Linked DNA regions of Homo sapiens: region 1 is linked to region 2. Evidence: chromatin contacts called from ENCODE Hi-C or POLR2A ChIA-PET data. All regions are on one chromosome and are shown on one strand. Each heading gives the region's core, a stretch centred on a gene start or an enhancer-like site at or near the end of the contact. The rest is flanking DNA. Distances are from core to core; before and after follow the strand shown. Region 1 holds the start of NINJ2-AS1 (NINJ2 antisense RNA 1). Region 2 overlaps ERC1 (ELKS/RAB6-interacting/CAST family member 1).

What was found. Hi-C counts contacts between places; a loop is a spot of excess contacts on that map. ChIA-PET counts read pairs that join two places held with the same protein, here RNA polymerase II (POLR2A). Pooled maps may share reads with other maps.
Region 1: a loop to region 2 is called in a pooled map, with 4 times the contacts of the local background. The contact joins the promoter of NINJ2-AS1 here to the enhancer-like site in region 2. A Hi-C loop is called at or near these places in 2 of 37 single-sample maps with no recorded cell type and 3 of 50 pooled maps. POLR2A ChIA-PET finds 5 or more read pairs at or near these places in 1 of 52 experiments (endothelial cell of umbilical vein).

What each region holds. Positions count from the first base shown.
Region 1 is chr12:627,447-634,389 of GRCh38, forward strand. NINJ2-AS1 (NINJ2 antisense RNA 1) reads left to right here and starts at 3,445. Exons shown (of 5, transcript NR_122124.1): 1 at 3,445-3,539; 2 at 4,768-4,801; 3 at 5,063-5,170. All of the region lies in intron 1 of NINJ2 (ninjurin 2), which reads right to left. RefSeq lists silencers at 3,231-3,310, 3,371-3,470.
Region 2 is chr12:1,081,883-1,088,585 of GRCh38, forward strand. It overlaps ERC1 (ELKS/RAB6-interacting/CAST family member 1), which reads left to right. Exons shown (of 19, transcript NM_178040.4): 3 at 1,282-1,698. Among named protein-coding and RNA genes, the nearest start is that of ERC1, 94 kb to the left of the region's middle. Within about 2 kb of position 1,374, at least 8 of the 41 ENCODE cell types and tissues checked have a DNase peak (open chromatin) inside an H3K27ac peak, as active enhancers do.

The sequences.
Region 1 (6,943 bases), core at 2,195-4,694, 450 kb before region 2:
CTGATGTCAGCTGGGCAATCAGAGAAGGCTTCATGGAGGAGGTGAGACTGACGTAGCCCTTGACAAGTTCGATAGGATTTAGATGGATAAAGTGAAGCAAGGAAAATTCTAATTATTGGAGCCTCGAATGGGTTGGGTGTTCATGAGAGGCAGGGGCAGACTTCGTGGGTACAGCTGCAGCATACTGCACACACATTAAGGGTGGCACCTCTGTGCCCAGACCTGGGCTTAAGTGGAACCAGACTCGCCTGGGACAGACTTTGGGCGCAGTGACAGGAGCCCATCAGCTGCTCAAGAGACCCCTGCCAAAATCTCAACTGGAGCTGGGCACAGTGGCGCATGCCTGTAATCCCTGGGCACAGTGGTGCATGCCTGTAATCCCAGCTACTTGCGTGCCTGAGGCAGGAGAACCCGGGAAGTGGAGGTTGCAGTGAGCTGAAATTGGGCCACTGCACTCCAGCCTGAGCGATAGAGCGAGACTCCGTCTCAAAAAGAAAAAAAAAGTCTCAATCAGCTAGGCCAAGTCCTTCCTGTCCTGTCCCTGTCCCTGCCGCATCCTCCCCGCCCTGCCCCCGGCTCCTCTTTCACACCCTGTGCCAGACAGAAGGCCTGGGAGTGAAAAGACTGGCCATGGGGACAGAGAGCTGGATCCAAAGGTCAAGGCTGAGTTTGCCAGAGCCTGCAGGATCCCTGCACCGCTTTACTGGATCCCCAGGTTGAGCTGAGATGCTGCTCTGGGTGGAGAAGGGGCCATGAGCCTCTGGCAGGCCTCTGTGTCACACCTTTCCACCAGGGAAAACTGGGTGTGGATGTTTCCCCTTCGTATGTACTCTGAGATCTCTATGAGGAGTCTTCCTAGAGGGGAAGGGGGAAGCCTCCTCATAGAGATCTCAGAGTACATAGGAAGGAGCCAGGTCTTTCCGTTCTTCTGCGTCTCCTCACAGCGTCACCTACAAGGGTCTGGCACACAGTGGACACTCTTCCTGGCTTTTCTGGTACAGAGTGACCAACATAACAGTTAATAGCATTTCCTCATTTTACAGACAGGGAAAGCAAAAAACATAAGCATGGTAATGCATATATAATACGTGTCTATGGCAGAGGCATTCGAACCAGAATGACTCCATCTTGAATAGGGGCTGGTAAAATGAGGCTGAGACCTGCTAGGTGGCATTCCCAGGAGGTTAGGCATTCTTAGTCACAGGATGAGATAGGAGGTCAGCACAAGACACAGGTCACAAAGGCCCTGCTGATAAAGCAGGATGCAGTAAGGAAGCCTGCCAAAACCCACCAAAACCAAGATGGCAATGAAAGTGACCACTGGTTGTCCTCACTGCTCAGTATATGCCAATTATACATTAGCATGCTAAGAGACACTCCCACCAGCACCATGGCAGTTTACAAATGCCATGGCAACACCTGGAAATTATCCTATATGGTCTAAAAGAAGGAGGAGTCCTCAACTGGGGGAGGGGGAAAATCTCCATCTCCTTCCCAAAAAGCTCATGAATAACCCACCCCTTGTTTAGCATATGATCAAGAAATAACCATAAAAATAGCCAACCAGCAGCCCTCAGGGTTGCTTTGCCTATAGAGTAGCCATTCTCGTGTTTCTTTACTTGTCTAGCAAACTCGCTTTCACTTTACTTCATGGACTAGCCCAGAGTTCTTGTACAAGATCCGAAAAACCCTCTCTTGGGGTCTGGATCGGGACCCCTTTCTGGCAATGATACCCTCTTATTGTGGTAATTCATTTAATCCTCACAATGATCCTCTGAGGTAGGTGCCATTATTATCTTCATTTTACATGTGGGAAAACTGAAGCCGGAAGGATGAACAGCTTCCCAAGTTCACCGAAGGAGTAAGTGGTCCACAGGACTAGGAGCCTGGGATTTGCACCGAGGCAGTCTGGCTCTGTTCTCCATTGGCCACTGCGATGCCACCTGGGTGGAGGGAGCACAGGTCCAATGGCGGGGAGAGTACAGTACAACCCAGGATCCTGTCTTCCAGGTCTCTCCACGCAATTAACCTACTCAAAACTTCATGACAGTCCAGCAAGCTTGTCCAACCCACAGCCTGTGGGCCCCGTGCAGCCCAGGACGGCTTTGAACGCGGCCCAAAACAAATTCGTAAATTGTCTTAAAACATTATGAGTTCTTGGTTGGGCATGGTGGCTCACGCCTGTAATCCCAGCACTTTGGGAGGCCGAGGCAGGTGGATCACCTGAGGTCAGGAGTTTGAGACCAGCCTGACCAACATGGAGAAACCTCGTCTCTACTAAAAATGCAAAATTAACCAGGCCTGGTGGCGCATGCCTGTAATCCCAGCTACTCAGGAGACTGAGGCAGGAGAATCACTTGAACCTGGGAGGCAGAGGTTGTGGTGAGCCGAGATCGTGCCGTTGCACTCCAGCCTCGGCGACAAGAGCAAAACTCAAAAAAAAAAAAAAAATATATATATATATATATATATATATGAAGTTTCTTTGCGATTTTTTAAAAGTGTATCAGCCATTGTTAGTGTTGCTGTATTTTATGTGTGGGGCAAGACAATTCTTCCAATGTGGCCCAGGGAAACAAAACAATTGGACACCCTGGATGATGAAAAAGAGCACTCTTCAGCCCCTGCTGTCACCAAAGCCCCACCTCAGTTCTTGCCCTTAGGTAACGCCAAGATAGCAAAATGGAATTTTACCAAACCGCTCTTAGGTTCCTTCCCCAGGAGACCAGAAATGCCCTGGGGACTGCCTGCCTTTGAGGCAAATTTTTTTTCCTTTTTAAAGAAAGTGGTAAACATCTGAAAATAGAGTTTTTGAAAGAAAGTGACTCTTCAGTTGTAATTATAGCAGAGAGGGTCATTGCTTTCTATCAGCAAGAAAGCTGCTTCTATTTTTTTTTATTCTCTTTTTCTTGGTTTTTTGTTTTGTTTTGTTTTGTTTTGTTTTTTGAGACGGAGTCTCGCTGAGTTGCCCAGGCTGGAGTGCAGTGGTGTGATCTCGGCTCACTGCAAGCTCCATCTCCCGGGTTCAAGCGATTCTCCTGCCTCAGCCTCCCGAGTAGCTGGGACTGCAGGCTCCGGCCACCACGCCTGGCTAATTTTTTTTGTATTTTTAGCACAGACGGAGTTTCACCATGTTGACAGGCTGGTCTCGAACTCCTGGCCTCAGGTGATCTGCCCGCCTCGGCCCCCCAAAATGCTGGGATCACAGGCGTGAGCCACCGCTCCCCGCCGCTGCTTCTAAATACAGCCTGTATAATGCAAATCCCCAAAGAGGGCCAGCCTCTGGCCCCATTCAGCTTCCTCCCTCAGAGGCTGGGTGCGTGCGCCCTGGGCGGGGCGGCGGGCTCCCTCCGGAGAGGCCCCAGCCCGGCCTCGTGCCCCTCCCCAGCAGGCTTCCGGCCCTGCGCACAGACCCAAATGGCGCGGGAGGAGGAAGAAGGGGTCAGCTTCAAGCCTGACGTTCTAGGGGGGAGCCGCTTCTTAAGTACGTGCTAGGATCAAGGGTGCATTTGCAAACTTTTCAAAATGCCTTAGAGGAGGTAGGAGTCAAGCCCTTGGGATCTGGAGGGGAAGGAGGAGAGTCAGTTAAACCGCAGAAAGGTTGGTGGGGAGTGGGCTCAGTAATGGCCCCTGTCACAGCCTCGGGCCGGGACTCGCCAGCTCATTTTCTATTTCTAACTCAATGCCAGGCACTGAGCACTGTGCTCAACCTAGTAATTTGGAGACGGAGGTGGATATGCATATAACAGAACAGGATGCTCTCCGGACAAACGTTCTGAAGGAAAAGCAAACGGAAGATCCTCCCGCCTCTGCTGGGCAGTCTCTAATGACCCCTGGGGTATGTTCCAGACATGCGTGGGCATCTGCGAATTTACTCACCTGAGAGCTGCCTCTACCTTTTTTTGTTAAATTTTTATTTATTTATTTATTTATTTTGAGACGGAGTCTCCCTCTGTCACCAGGCGGGAGTGCAGTGGCGTGATCTCTGCTCAATGCAACCTCCGCCTCCCGGGCTCAAGCGATTCTGCTGCCTCAGCCTCCCGAGTAGCTGGGAGTACAGGCGCGCGCCACCACGCCCAGCTAATTTTTATATTTTTAGTACAGACGGGGTTTCACCATGTTGGCCAGGATGGTTTCTATCTCTTGACCTCGTGATCCGCCTGCCTCGGCCTCCAAAGTGCTGGGATTACAGGCGTGAGCCACCGCGCCTGGCCTGCCTCTACCTCTGATCCCTGGGATCAGAAATGAGAAATGCAAAGATTGTCCCTGTGTTATGTGTGTACTGTTTGTAATTGTAATTCACAATCCCCTTTCTTGCTCCTCACCCCATATTCAATTAAGAGAGAAAGGTGAAAAACACAAAGCACAAAATGTTTCCAGGAAACTATCTGAAACTCCTGGAAGGCTAGATTTAGGTATAAACAGAGTAGAACTCCAGATTTCTGCAATGCTCCTTAGGGGCTGAGCTTCCTGCATGCCCTTGACAATTAGAGGAGTTTTTTTTAATACTTCAAAATTATTCCAGAAAGGCATGCAGATGAGAAGATAACCAGGTTATGAGGAAGCCCAAGGTATTTGGTAAGGATGCTCAAGTTTTGGGGAAGGTCAGCTGAAATAGCAATTTGTGGGTGGACTATTAGCAGGGAGTTGACTGGAGAATTAATCAGACGTTGAAGGGACATGGGGGACCCGGGAGGATGAAGTCTGAACTCGGGCTCAGGATATGGAAAAAGATTGAGTAAAGCTGAGATTCCTGTGTGCTTAAAGTCCTAACCAGCCCCAGGGTGTCTGAGGCACGCTGGTAAGTAGAATCAGAGATTCCATTCAGCAAAAGCAGACAGGAAAACAAATCTCTTTTCTTTGTTTGTCCTGGTTGAAAACCAAACACGGTAGCCGTTTGATGAAATTCCAGTGTCAGGAGTGTTTGGGCAGGGAAGGGAGGGTAAAATTGCAGCTAGCCTCTGACCACAGGGAAATCAGCCTAACGGCTCCATTCAGGCCATTCTTCAGCCCTGCACTCTGGAATGTTCACAGGGTGTCTGTGCATCTCCCCTGATTCCAGCCCACAGGACACTTGCTCTCTCTTTCTTGTGACCCCAACATGTCAGCTGGCAAGACTCAACATTCCTGTCTGGGACTGAGCAGCTTGAACCACTTGTATGAGTCACAGGTAATTTTCAGCAGTGTGAGAAAACACTGAATGAAGAGAAGTACTAGGTCCTGAGGAGGCTTAGCTCTGGGGTAATGGAGATGGGGGTGGGGGTGGAGAGAGGGTTCTAAAGGTCAACTGCAATGTCCCCCAGTTTTCATGTATCTTCATCAACATAGACAAATCCCAGCGGATCTAAGCTTTTGAAAACTTGACCTTTTGTAAAAATGAGGAAACTGAAGTTATAGCCCTTTCTGGAGTGTGGAAGCTTTGGAAACATCGCACCACAGTGAAGCAAGCCGGGGAGGGTGCCAGCCCAAACCAGAACCAAGTGTGGGCATTTCATGCCATGAACACAAAAGGTTAGTGGGCCGGGTTGAGCTTGGGCAAGATCTCACAAGATCTTAGATCCAGTGTATTTTCTGTCAGTAGATTTCAATCAGAAAGGTCGTGAAATATACCTCAGCCTGGCATTGGGCTTGGGGCAAAGATCTAGGACTTTCTTTTCCAGGGAAGTTCTCTGAGAACTGAATCAATTCCTGCCCTCTAATCTATCTTGCATCCCTTCCTGAACCAACCTCCCTAAAACTGTGCCCCACTCCTCCATTAAAAAAAAACAAGGCCGGGCGCGGTGGCTCACACCTGTAATCCTAGCTCTTTGGGAGGCCGAGGTGGATGGATCACCTGAAGTCAGCAGTTCAAGACCAACTTGGCCAACATGGTGAAACCCTGTCTCTACTAAAAATACAAAAATTAGCCAGACATGGTGGCACGTGCCTGTAATCCCAGCTACCCGGGTTGCTGAGGCAGGCGAATCACTGGTTCCACCAGGAGGTGGACGCTGCAGTGAGCCGAGATGGTGCCACTGCATTCCAGCCTGGGCAACAGAAAGAGACTGTCTCCAAAAAAAAAAAATCATGTCATTTAAAAACTTCTGAGGCTGGGCCCAGTGGCCCATGCCCGTAATCCCAGCACTTTGGGAGGCTGAGGCAGGCAGATCACTTGAGGCCAGGAGTTCAAGACCAGCCTGGCCAACACGGCAAAATCCCGTCTCTACTAAAATACAAAAATTAGCTGAGCGTGGTGCCACATGCCTGTAGTCCCAGCTACTCAGGAGGCTGAGGCAGGAGAATCATTTGAACCCAGGAGGTGGAGGTTGCAGTGAGCCAAGACTGCCCCACTGCACTCTATCCTGGGTAACAGAGTGAGATTGTGTAAAAAAAACAAACCACTTTAGAGTTTTCCACTGTCTGCTAAATCAAGTACACATTCCTTTGCCTGGTTATTTAAAAATCCCCCATAATTCGGCCCCACCCCACCTATCCAGTTGTGCTTTCCCCCACACACACCGTCTGATCTGGTCAGAAAGGCCTTTGCACTGTCCCAGATAGCTTACTCATTCCTGCCTGTTTCATTCCCAGTTTTCTCCACATTCATTCCTGAATCTGAATTTATTCTTCTTTAACAAAACCAAAAGACCCTACCTTAGGATATTTGGCCAACTACTTCAGTTTGCATTTCTCCTTCTCCAAGTAATTACCAAGTCACGCCTTGATATATATACCTCCCCCAATAGACTATAAGCCACCATGAGTTCAGCACAACTTATGTAAGTTATAGTGCCTCACATAAGTTGTGCTCACTAAATAAATGTTGATTAGTTGCAGTTCTTTTTTTTTTTTTTTTTTTTTTTTTGCACTGTCTCCCGGGCTGGAGTACAATGGCACGATCTCGGCTCACTGCAACCTCCGCCTCCCAGGTTCACACGATTCTCCTGCCTCAGCCCCCCTAGTA
Region 2 (6,703 bases), core at 124-2,623:
CATGTGTCATAATGAAGATTAAATAACATAAAAAATGTGTGGTACAATCTGGCATATACAAACTACTTGTTAAATGTTAATATTTATTATTTAATGTTTATAATACTTAAAAGTCATTTTGTATTTCGCTGTCCTTCGGTTTTGCTTGTTTGTTTGTTTGTTTTGACACGGAGCCTTGCTCTGTCACCCAGGCTGGAGTGCAGTGGTGTGATCTTGGCTTACTGCAAACTCCACCTCCCAGTTCAAGCAATTCTTCTGCCTCAGCCTCCTGAGTAGCTGGGATTACAGGTTCGTGCCACCATGCCTGGCTAATTTTTCTATTTTTAGTGGAGACGGGGTTTTACCACGTTGGCCAGGCTGGTCTTGAACTCCTGACCTCGTGATGTGCCCGACTCGGCCTCCCAAAGTGCTAGGATTACAGGCGTGAACCACCGTGCCTGGCCAATTTTTGTATTTTTAGTAGAGATGGGGTTTTATCATGTTGGCCAGGCTGGTCTTGAACTCCTGGTGATCCGCCTGCCTCGGCCTCCCAAAGTGCTGGGATTATAGGTGTGAGCCCCCGCGCCTGGCCATCCTTTGTATTTTTTGATGAAAAAAAAAAATTTTTTTTTTTTTTTTTTTTTTAAGACAGAGTTTCACTCTTGTTGCCCAGGCTGGAGTGCAATGAGTGCAGTCTTGGCTCACTGCAATTCCCACCTCTCAAGTTCAAGCGATTCTCCTGTCTCAGCCTCCCGAGTAGCTCAGATTACAGGCACACGCCACCACGCCCGGCTAACTTTTGTATTTTAGTAGAGACAGGGTTTCATCATATTGGTCAGACTGGTCTTGAACTCCTGACCTCAGCTGATTTGCCCACCTTGGCCTCCCAAAGTGCTGGAATTACACAGGTGTGAGCCACCACGCCCGGCTGTTTTGATGAAATTTTTTGAAAGAATGTATTCATATTCCTGTAGATTTCCCATTTCCCACATTCCCTCAAATTTAGTTTCCGTGTTAATATCTTCTATTAATTTTGAACAGTGTCTTTATTGTAGTTTATGCAAAGTGAGGAGTGAGTGCCATACTTATTTTGCTTCCTGTTGAGAATAAACTGAAGTTAAATTACTGACATTTTGCATATTATCTCAATCATTTTTTAAGGACCTGTAAAACAGAATAAGGTGAATCCTAATTTGCTAGATGCAGATTTCTTGTAGCTATTTTTGATTCCTGCAGGCTGCTCTGATTTGCTACTTGAGGAGGAAAGCTGATTTGGGGGTTTTCTTTTTGTCTTGGTTCTAGCACATGCAGATGACAATCCAGGCTCTCCAGGATGAATTGCGGATCCAGAGGGACCTGAATCAGCTGTTTCAGCAGGATAGTAGCAGCAGGACTGGCGAACCTTGTGTAGCAGAGCTGACAGAGGAGAACTTTCAGAGGCTTCATGCTGAGCATGAGCGGCAGGCCAAAGAGCTGTTTCTTCTTCGAAAGACATTGGAGGAAATGGAGCTGCGTATTGAGACTCAAAAGCAGACCCTAAATGCTCGGGATGAATCCATTAAGAAGCTTCTGGAAATGTTGCAGAGCAAAGGACTTTCTGCCAAGGCTACCGAGGAAGACCATGAGAGAACAAGACGACTGGCAGAGGCAGAGATGCACGTTCATCACCTAGAAAGCCTTTTGGAGCAGAAGGAAAAAGAGAACAGTATGTTGAGAGAGGTATGTGACTACTTTTTTAGTTTTATGATTTGTTGGTTATCTTTTTTTTCACTGATTAATCAGCATCTTGGCCCCAGTGAATCTACGTGCTCTGCCGTGCTGGTGGAAGAGAATTTCATCCTTTGTATTTAAGTGCGTCACTGATTTCTGTTCTGATTTGCCCTGTTGTATGGGATGACATTGTCTGGTATGTATGCTGGCTCAGTGACTTTCTGGGTCTTTTCTCTCCTGCTCCCCTGATTTTGAGAGTTCATTTGTTGCTAAAGGGGTAAAAAATTCCTTGATTTTTCACTCATCTCTAGATCTGTTCATAGAGACAACAAACACAACAAAACCAGAATCAGAATAGCTAACCATTGCTTAATTTAAAAATATTAGTAAAAGAGAGTAAGCGGTTATCTCAGCTTATGTGTGCTTATAAAAGTCCTTGGCAGCAATAATGGATATTTGCCCTGTGGTTTCCATGGAAACTGTTGCCTTGCTGTAAAAGATACGTGATAAAAATCATTGGCTGCCATGGAGGCATAGCTGGAGAGAGTGATGTAGAGACACAGTGTTACTTATTTTTAGCTGACCTAGGTGACTACTGATAATTTTTTACTTTTCTAAATAATGTATCATTTTAAGAAGGCGTAAAGGAAGAAACCATCTTATATTGAATTAAAAAATTAATAGCCATAATAACTTTTCTATATATAGTTGGACTTCAGGTAATTTTCACTTTTGGGCAGGGGAAAATAAATCCCTAATCTGTGTTAGTATGAGTCTGAATAATTCCTTTTTAAATAAAATGTGAGGAAGGAGGTTTAAAAAATGGCGTATTCCCAAAGCAGCAAAATAATAATTTTTAAAAATACTTCTAAATTTGTAGGTTGTTCTATAATTTTTCCTTTTGTAAAAAGTCTGAAATCTTTTTTAACAGTGAGGGCATTTTTATTTTTGAAGTAGAACATCATTGTTTTTTAAAAACATGATGTTATTACACTGGAAATCCATTGTAGTAAAATTGGGAAATAGATTAACAAAAACTTATAACTCAAAGTATTGTTACCTAGTAGTAATTATTAACTTATGTATATGCTTCCAGTCATTTTTTTTTTATTTTAAATTTTTATTGTTTTTATTTTTAGAGATAGGGTCTCACTCTGTCACTCAGGCTGGAGTGCAGTGGCATGATCATGGCTCACTGCAGCCTTGAAATCCTGGGCTTAGGTGAGCCTTCTGCCTTAGCCTCCCTAGTAGGTAGGTCTACAGGTGCATGCCACCATGCATTGTTAATTTTTAAATTAAAAAAAAAATTTTGTAGAGACAGAGTCTCCCTATGTTGCCTAGGCTGGTCTTGAACTCCTGGCCTCAAGCAATCCTCCCTCCTTGGCTTCTGAAAGTGCTGACATTACAGGCAATATGCCTATGCCTGGCCCATTATTATTATTGTTGTTGTTGTTGTTGAAAGTGCTGAGATTACAGGCAATATGCCTATGCCTGGCCCATTATTATTATTATTGTTGTTGTTGTTGAAAGTGCTGAGATTACAGGCAATATGCCTATGCCTGGCCCATTATTATTATTATTGTTGTTGTTGTTGAAAGTGCTGAGATTACAGGCAATATGCCTATGCCTGGCCCATTATTATTATTATTGTTGTTGTTGAAAGTGCTGCGATTACAGGCAATATGCCTATGCCTGGCCCGTTATTATTATTATTGTTGTTGTTGTTGAAAGTGCTGAGATTACAGGCAATATGCCTATGCCTGGCCCATTATTATTATTATTGTTGTTGTTGTTGAAAGTGCTGAGATTACAGGCAATATGCCTATGCCTGGCCCATTATTATTATTATTGTTGTTGTTGAAAGTGCTGAGATTACAGGCAATATGCCTATGCCTGGCCCATTATTATTATTATTATTGTTGTTGTTGTTGAAAGTGCTGAGATTACAGGCAATATGCCTATGCCTGGCCCGTTATTATTATTATTGTTGTTGTTGTTGAAAGTGCTGAGATTACAGGCAATATGCCTATGCCTGGCCCATTATTATTATTATTGTTGTTGTTGTTGAAAGTGCTGAGATTACAGGCAATATGCCTATGCCTGGCCCATTATTATTATTGTTGTTTGTTGTTGTTGAAAGTGCTGAGATTACAGGCAATATGCCTATGCCTGGCCCATTATTATTATTATTGTTGTTGTTGTTGAAAGTGCTGAGATTACAGGCAATATGCCTATGCCTGGCCCATTATTATTATTATTGTTGTTGTTGTTGAAAGTGCTGAGATTACAGGCAATATGCCTATGCCTGGCCCATTATTATTATTATTGTTGTTGTTGAAAGTGCTGAGATTACAGGCAATATGCCTATGCCTGGCCCATTATTATTATTATTGTTGTTGTTGAAAGTGCTGAGATTACAGGCAATATGCCTATGCCTGGCCCATTATTATTATTATTGTTGTTGTTGAAAGTGCTGAGATTACAGGCAATATGCCTATGCCTGGCCCATTATTATTATTATTGTTGTTGTTGAAAGTGCTGAGATTACAGGCAATATGCCTATGCCTGGCCCATTATTATTATTATTGTTGTTGTTGAAAGTGCTGAGATTACAGGCAATATGCCTATGCCTGGCCCATTATTATTATTATTGTTGTTGTTGAAAGTGCTGAGATTACAGGCAATATGCCTATGCCTGGCCCGTTATTATTATTATTGTTGTTGTTGAAAGTGCTGAGATTACAGGCAATATGCCTATGCCTGGCCCGTTATTATTATTATTGTTGTTGTTGAAAGTGCTGAGATTACAGGCAATATGCCTATGCCTGGCCCGTTATTATTATTATTGTTGTTGTTGAAAGTGCTGAGATTACAGGCAATATGCCTATGCCTGGCCCATTATTATTATTATTGTTGTTGTTGAAAGTGCTGAGATTACAGGCAATATGCCTATGCCTGGCCCGTTATTATTATTATTGTTGTTGTTGAAAGTGCTGAGATTACAGGCAATATGCCTATGCCTGGCCCATTATTATTATTATTGTTGTTGTTGAAAGTGCTGAGATTACAGGCAATATGCCTATGCCTGGCCCATTATTATTATTATTGTTGTTGTTGAAAGTGCTGAGATTACAGGCAATATGCCTATGCCTGGCCCATTATTATTATTATTGTTGTTGTTGAAAGTGCTGAGATTACAGGCAATATGCCTATGCCTGGCCCATTATTATTATTATTGTTGTTGTTGAAAGTGCTGAGATTACAGGCAATATGCCTATGCCTGGCCCATTATTATTATTATTGTTGTTGTTGAAAGTGCTGAGATTACAGGCAATATGCCTATGCCTGGCCCATTATTATTATTATTATTGTTGTTGTTGAAAGTGCTGAGATTACAGGCAATATGCCTATGCCTGGCCCATTATTATTATTATTGTTGTTGTTGAAAGTGCTGAGATTACAGGCAATATGCCTATGCCTGGCCCATTATTATTATTATTGTTGTTGTTGAAAGTGCTGAGATTACAGGCAATATGCCTATGCCTGGCCCATTATTATTATTATTGTTGTTGTTGAAAGTGCTGAGATTACAGGCAATATGCCTATGCCTGGCCCATTATTATTATTATTGTTGTTGTTGAAAGTGCTGAGATTACAGGCAATATGCCTATGCCTGGCCCATTATTATTATTATTGTTGTTGTTGAAAGTGCTGAGATTACAGGCAATATGCCTATGCCTGGCCCGTTATTATTATTATTGTTGTTGTTGAAAGTGCTGAGATTACAGGCAATATGCCTATGCCTGGCCCGTTATTATTATTATTGTTGTTGTTGAAAGTGCTGAGATTACAGGCAATATGCCTATGCCTGGCCCATTATTATTATTGTTGTTGTTGTTGAAAGTGCTGAGATTACAGGCAATATGCCTATGCCTGGCCCGTTATTATTATTATTGTTGTTGTTGAAAGTGCTGAGATTACAGGCAATATGCCTATGCCTGGCCCATTATTATTATTATTGTTGTTGTTGAAAGTGCTGAGATTACAGGCAATATGCCTATGCCTGGCCCATTATTATTATTATTGTTGTTGTTGAAAGTGCTGAGATTACAGGCAATATGCCTATGCCTGGCCCATTATTATTATTATTGTTGTTGTTGAAAGTGCTGAGATTACAGGCAATATGCCTATGCCTGGCCCATTATTATTATTATTGTTGTTGTTGTTGAAAGTGCTGAGATTACAGGCAATATGCCTATGCCTGGCCCGTTATTATTATTATTGTTGTTGTTGAAAGTGCTGAGATTACAGGCAATATGCCTATGCCTGGCCCGTTATTATTATTATTGTTGTTGTTGAAAGTGCTGAGATTACAGGCAATATGCCTATGCCTGGCCCATTATTATTATTGTTGTTGTTGTTGAAAGTGCTGAGATTACAGGCAATATGCCTATGCCTGGCCCGTTATTATTATTGTTGTTGTTGTTGAAAGTGCTGAGATTACAGGCAATATGCCTATGCCTGGCCCATTATTATTATTATTGTTGTTGTTGAAAGTGCTGAGATTACAGGCAATATGCCTATGCCTGGCCCATTATTATTATTATTGTTGTTGTTGAAAGTGCTGAGATTACAGGCAATATGCCTATGCCTGGCCCATTATTATTATTATTGTTGTTGTTGAAAGTGCTGAGATTACAGGCAATATGCCTATGCCTGGCCCATTATTATTATTATTGTTGTTGTTGAAAGTGCTGAGATTACAGGCAATATGCCTATGCCTGGCCCATTATTATTATTATTGTTGTTGTTGAAAGTGCTGAGATTACAGGCAATATGCCTATGCCTGGCCCATTATTATTATTATTGTTGTTGTTGAAAGTGCTGAGATTACAGGCAATATGCCTATGCCTGGCCCGTTATTATTATTATTGTTGTTGTTGAAAGTGCTGAGATTACAGGCAATATGCCTATGCCTGGCCCGTTATTATTATTATTGTTGTTGTTGAAAGTG